2 separate regions of the Homo sapiens genome follow, and region 1 is linked to region 2. Evidence: chromatin loops called from intact Hi-C (ENCODE). Cell type or tissue: thyroid gland. All regions are shown on one strand. Each heading gives the region's core, and the rest is flanking DNA. Links, peaks and the distances in the headings are about the cores only.

Region 1 (2,923 bases), core at 152-2,651, 270 kb before region 2:
TTTGCCCTCTGAATATATATTTTTGGCAAGTATCTGTTCAGATCTTTTTGCCCATTTTTATTTTCAGTTGAGTTGCTTGTTTTCTTATTGTTAGTTTTAAGAGTTATTTGTATGTTTTGGATATCAGTCCTTTGTTAGGTATGTGTTTTGCAGAGATTTTCTTCCAATCTCTGGCTTTTTATTGTCTTAACAGTGTCATAGGGCAGAAGTTTTTAATTTTAATAAAGTCTAATTTGTTTGTTTTTTCTTTCATGGATTGTGCTTTTGGTGCTATATCTAAAAATTCATCACAAACCCAAGGCCATATAGATTTTATCCTTTGTTTTATGGTTTTGCATTTTACATTTAGGTTCTTGACCAATTTAAGGGAATTTTGTTTAAGGTGTAAGGTCTGTGTCTATATACAAATATAGTCAACTCAGTTGATTATATTTATGTGGGGATATTTCTGAATTCTCTCTTCTGTTTCATTGACTTAGGTGTCTATTCTTTCTCCAATGCCTTGCTGTCTTGATTACTATCATCTTGAAATAATCTAATGTGAATCCTTCAACTTTGTCCTACTTCAATATTGTTTTGGCTTTTCTAGGTCTTTTGCATTTTTAAATAAATTTTAGAACCAGTTTGCCAATATCTAGAAAATAACTTGGTGGGAACTTGATTGGGATTCTGTTAGGGTCCCATAAAGTGACACCTTAACAACCTCGAATCCTCTAATTCATTGATATGGAATACCTTTTCATTTGTATCTTCTTTGATGTTCATTTTTAAGTCTCTTTTTCTCTCTCTTTTGGGTAATTTATATTAATGTCTTTTCAAGCTCACTGAATTTTTCCTTTTTCATTTCTATTTTGCTGTTATGCTTATTCAGTGAACTTTTATTTTCAGATACTGTATTTTTTCATTCTAAAATTTTTGCTTATTTCTTGTTTTTATCTTCCATTTCTCTGCTAAGATTCCCTATATTTTCATTAATTAGTGCATATTTTCCTTGACCTCATGGAGTATGGCAATAATATGTGCTTTAAAGCCCTTATCTAATAATTCCAACATCTGGATCATCTTTGGGTAGGCATTTACTGATTGTCTTTTATCTTGGGAATGGGTTACATTTTCCCGATTCTTTGTAAATGAGAAACTTTGGATTGTGTCTTGGACGTTATGATTGTTGTGTTTTGGAGACTCTGAATTACATAATACTCTTCTGAAGAAAGTTGATGGTTTGTTATAGCAGGCAATTAACCCAGACTCAAGGCCTGACCTTGACCTTTGTCTTTTGTGGGTTCAAGTCTCAGTTCAATTCTTTAAGCCTTTGCTACATTGCTTTGAGTTTGTCCCATGAATGCTAATTTAGTGGTCAGCCTGAGATTCATCCAGAGTTCATGCACAGAATTAGGGGATCTACTTCTTCTAACCTTTGTTCTCTTTGATTGCTCCTCACACTCCAGTGACCATGGTTGCCTTTGCTCAATTTTCCTGGTTCCTTCAAACAGAAAGACAACAGATTTTTTCACAGAGTTTTAGCCACTTATACTGAACTAGTTTTCAACTGTGTCCTGCTTTCAGGGCAAAAATCAGGAAATAACAATTAAAAAACCGGAAAGCTACCCTGTGCCACTCTCTACTTCAAATTTGGACTCCCCTCTATAATCTATCTGCTTGGTTCTACTCTCTAGAATCCTCAGTAGTCATTTTTCTTATTTTGCCCTGACTTTATCATTTTTATTCATGGGAGGGTTGGTCTGCAGGGGGCTCACACTGCCACACCAGAAGTGGACGTCCTCCGGCTTTTTTCACTGAACACTGTTTCTTGGAGATTTTTTTCCAAATTAGCATGTAGACAACATCCTTAATTTTTTCCCATGAATCAAACAGGGGATTTCAATATCCTTAATCTTTTTAATAGTACATAGTAGTCCACTATAAGCAGACCCCTCCTGGTGAGCATTTATGCCGTTTGCAAGGTTTTTTGTTTTAGAGACAGGCTGCATCAAATGTCCTTGTACCCCATGCAATGCTTTGAGGCCTTAGTGGATAAATGTCTTGGGCCCCCAGCCACAGTGGAGATTTTTCTTGGAATCCTGAAAAATATTCATTTATTTGGGAGTAGCATGGTTTCTTTGTCCTTCTGGTTGACTAGAGGCCTGGACCATGTTTCTGAGCACATCAGCAGGAGGAAGGTGTGGAGGAGAGAAAGATAATGAGGGGTGCTGAGTATTCAGAAGTCTCAGTGATTGCACCAGAGTGATCAGCTGAGAGGAGCTAGGCAAGTCTGATACAAAAGGACAGTGACAGCCACAACAACCCCCATCAAATTTCAGTGGCTTTATTTAATTGCCTGTTTCCAAATTAATTTTCTATCAGCAAATAATAAAAGGCCACTTTGGATAAAAATATAGCACATTAAAGGAAAGCTTCATCTTTTTGCTGCCCTCTCCTATAATTCCTCTTTTGCAAATAACTTTTCAGAATCATCACTGAGCGCCCCTTGTTCACACACCTTCGGCATCTCCCTATTGTCTCTAGGGTTAAAAGTTCCCAATATTTAATATTGTACTCAAGGCCTGCAAGATGCCAATCCCAAATATCCCCAGGTATTCAGTCACCTTCTAGCTGTGTGACCTTAGGCAAGATAGCATGTTCTCTGAACCTTTGTCACTCCATCCACAAAATGGGAAGAGTCATGCTTCCTTCTCAGAGTTGATGGGCTTAGGTACAGCACTTGGCACCATGTTTGACGTGTAGAAAGTGTCCAGTGGTTGCCACCCATAGGTGTGTTATTGCCCAGACCTCTTGCCTGACCCAGATTCTAATCTGAACCTTGTATTTCAGATGCATTAAATGGCCTGTTTCCACATACAGAGAAGCACACTTTGTTGTTGGTGGCCATTGATTCATAGCAATGCAATGGCCATATTGATGT
Region 2 (2,923 bases), core at 206-2,705:
TATGTAATGATGCTACAGTAATGTATTTCTGTATAACAAATGACTCCAAACTTACGACTTAAAACAACCACCACTTATTATTTGTCTTGGTCCATTTTTTGCTGCTGTAACAGAATACCATAGACTGGGTAATTTATAAAGAAAAGACATGCATTGCTTACAGTTCTGGAAGATGGAAAGTCCAAGGTCAAGGGGCCCACGTCTGGCAAAAGCCTCCATGTAGCACCATCCCATGGAAGGGAAGAGCAAGAGAGGGTGAAAGCGAGAGAGAAGGAAGGGAGGGGTTGAACTTATCCTTTTATTAGGAAACACTCCTGAGATGACAGCATTAATCCATTCATGAGGGCAGAGCTGTCATGTCCTATTCACCTTCTAAAAGTCATACCTCTCATCACTGTTGCATTGGGGATTAAGTTTTCAACACATAAACTTTGGGGGATACATTCAAGCCACAGCATCATTTCTCATGATTTTGCATTCTAGACAGAGTTCAGCTATTAACAGACAGTGCTTCTGCTCAATGTGGTGTCTGCTGGGGCTAAGGGTTCACAAAGACTTCTTCATTCTTATGGCTGGCAGCTCAGCTAGGATGACAGGAACAGACGGGTAATTGTCTCCTTCCATGTAGCCTAGTTTGGGCCTATTCACAGTAGGGTAGTTTCAGGGTGGTCGAATGTTTTATTTGATGGCTTCCAGGAATGAGAAAGTAGAAGATGCCAGCCTTCATAAAGGACAGGCCCAGAACTAACAGTGTTACTTCCACTGAATTCTATCAGTCAGAGGAAGTCACAGTGCCAGCACAGATTCACAGCTGGAGGAGAGACTTTACCGCTTGATGTGAGGAGTAGCATGTACATGCTGGGAAGGAAAGAATTGATGGCAGCTATCTTTGAAGACTATTTCCCACAAAGAGAGTGCCCACTTTGGGAAGATGGAAGAATACTTTTTAATTAGAAAAAAAAAAAAAAACCTACATAAGGGAAGATTTTAAATCTGTGCCACCAGGTATTTCAGTGACACAGAATTAGATAAACAATATGCAATATATCAGAGGAATATTTAGTGAAGGAAATGAACTTTCATATAAAACATTGAAGTGCTTTTGTATTTATTTTTCTTTTTCTTTTTTTTTTTTTTTTTTGAGTTGGAGTCTTGCTCTGTCACCCAGGCTGGAGTGCCGTGTCATGATCTCAGCTCAGTGCCACCTCGGCCTCCCGGGCTCAAGTGATTCCTTGCCTCAGCTTCCTGAGTAGCTGGGATTATAGGCACCCGCCACCATGCCTGACTAATTTTTGTATTTTTAGTAGAGACAGGGTTTCGCCATGCTGTCCAGGCTGATCTCCAACTCCTGGACTCAAGTCATCCGCCAGCCTTGGCCTCCCAAAGTGCTGGGATTACAGGCGTGATCCACTGCACCCGGACTGCTTTTGTATTCTTACAGTGCCACATGCTTTCCACACTTCTCACTTATTGGATCCTCTTAACAGCCTGGGAAATAAGCAGGCAGGAGCCAGCCACTTTGGAACAAGCTTTATCTGTAGGGCTATAGGACATCTCAAAGCCTTCTTTGTCACATCTCTGAGCTGGCAACCCTGAGTACTCATCCCATTTGCTGGTGTCCCCAAAGGGGAGAGGATAGTAGAACTGGCACAAATCCTTCCTTTCCCACTGCCACCATACCTCTTTGCAGGGATCTCAAGGCTTTAGAGAAATGATTTGCAGCCATTCTTCACAAAAAATATCTGGGACCCTTGGTCAATTGAAAGTGCTAAATGAGAATGTGCTTGCAAAGAAGATTAGAGGAGGCTGGGCTGATTGGTATTACTAACAAGGGTCCAGGTGTTTTCACATGATAGCTCTCCACATTTACTGATTCTTTCTTCAGATGCATCTAACATTCTGGTTACCCCATCCTCCCAGTTTTTAATTCCAATTGTTAGAATTTTTATTTTTAAAATTATTATTATTATTATTATTATTATTATTGAGACAGAGTCTTGCTCTGTAGCCCAGGCTGGAGTGCAGTGGCCTGATCTTAGCTCACTTCAACCTCTGCCTCCCGGGTCCCCATTCAAGCCATTCTCCTGCCTCAGCCTCCCAAGTACCTGGGATTATAGGCACGTGCCACCACGCCTAGCTAATTTTTGTATTTTTAGTAGAGACGGGGTTTCACCATGTTGACCAGGCTGGTCTTGAACTCCTGACCTCGTGATCTGCCCCCCTCAGCCTCTCAAAGTGCTGGGATTACAGGCAAAAATTTGTTTTTATATCATGCATGTCACTTTTTCGTTTCCTGTTCCCCAAAGATATATTCAATATTGTATTTTATTTTTTATACGTTGAAACTTAGCTGTTTTATAGTCTGTAGCTAATAATTCCGATACCTTAAAATCTTTACAAGTCTATTTATTTTTGTGTCTTGTTTCTTCTGTGTGTCTGGTTGTCTTTTATTGTGTGTTGGTCATTTGTTTTGAGAAATAATGTGTAAGATGTACATGAAGTCCTAATCGAAGGTAATTTTCCTTTGAAAGGCCTCTGAAAACACTCTCAGTTTGACACCTACCTTAAACCAAATTCAAGGCTTGGGCTTTTCTGGAAGACTCAGATACTCACAATAAGGGTAGCAATGTTTTTACCCTCCCCCTGTGGATATAGCTCTTTGACATCCCAGCTTGTCACGGTGAGGATCTGCTGTCAAATTTCTTGCTTAGTGCTGACCCTGATTTTTTACTATTATTACCTCCTGTCACCTGCCTGACCACCATCAAGCTGTCAGTGAAAATTCAGATTTTCTGGAAATGGCAAACACCTTCAGGGAAAATGCAATTTTCTGACTTGTTTATTTCTCTGGGTTCCCATTTTCCTATAAATTTTGGCTTTATTGTTTTGTCAGATCATTGATGCTTTGAAGATGTTTTCTGTA

What was found. Peaks named below come from ENCODE experiments on the same cell type or tissue, not always from the same donor. Only the 100,000 strongest peaks of a DNase experiment are listed, where the experiment ranks them.
Region 1: it touches region 2 in a loop (3-fold over the local background); 4 of 110 quality-filtered maps call a loop at or near these places.

What each region holds. Positions count from the first base shown.
Region 1 is chr2:110,823,745-110,826,667 of GRCh38, forward strand. The region is part of intron 9 of ACOXL (acyl-CoA oxidase like); the gene reads left to right. Among named protein-coding and RNA genes, the nearest start is that of ACOXL, 93 kb to the left of the region's middle. In thyroid gland, for the core only: no CTCF peak of the experiment used is centred there; no DNase peak of the experiment used is centred there.
Region 2 is chr2:111,094,269-111,097,191 of GRCh38, forward strand. All of the region lies in intron 17 of ACOXL (acyl-CoA oxidase like), which reads left to right. Among named protein-coding and RNA genes, the nearest start is that of ACOXL-AS1, 20 kb to the right of the region's middle. In thyroid gland, for the core only: no CTCF peak of the experiment used is centred there; a DNase peak (open chromatin) is centred at 1,343.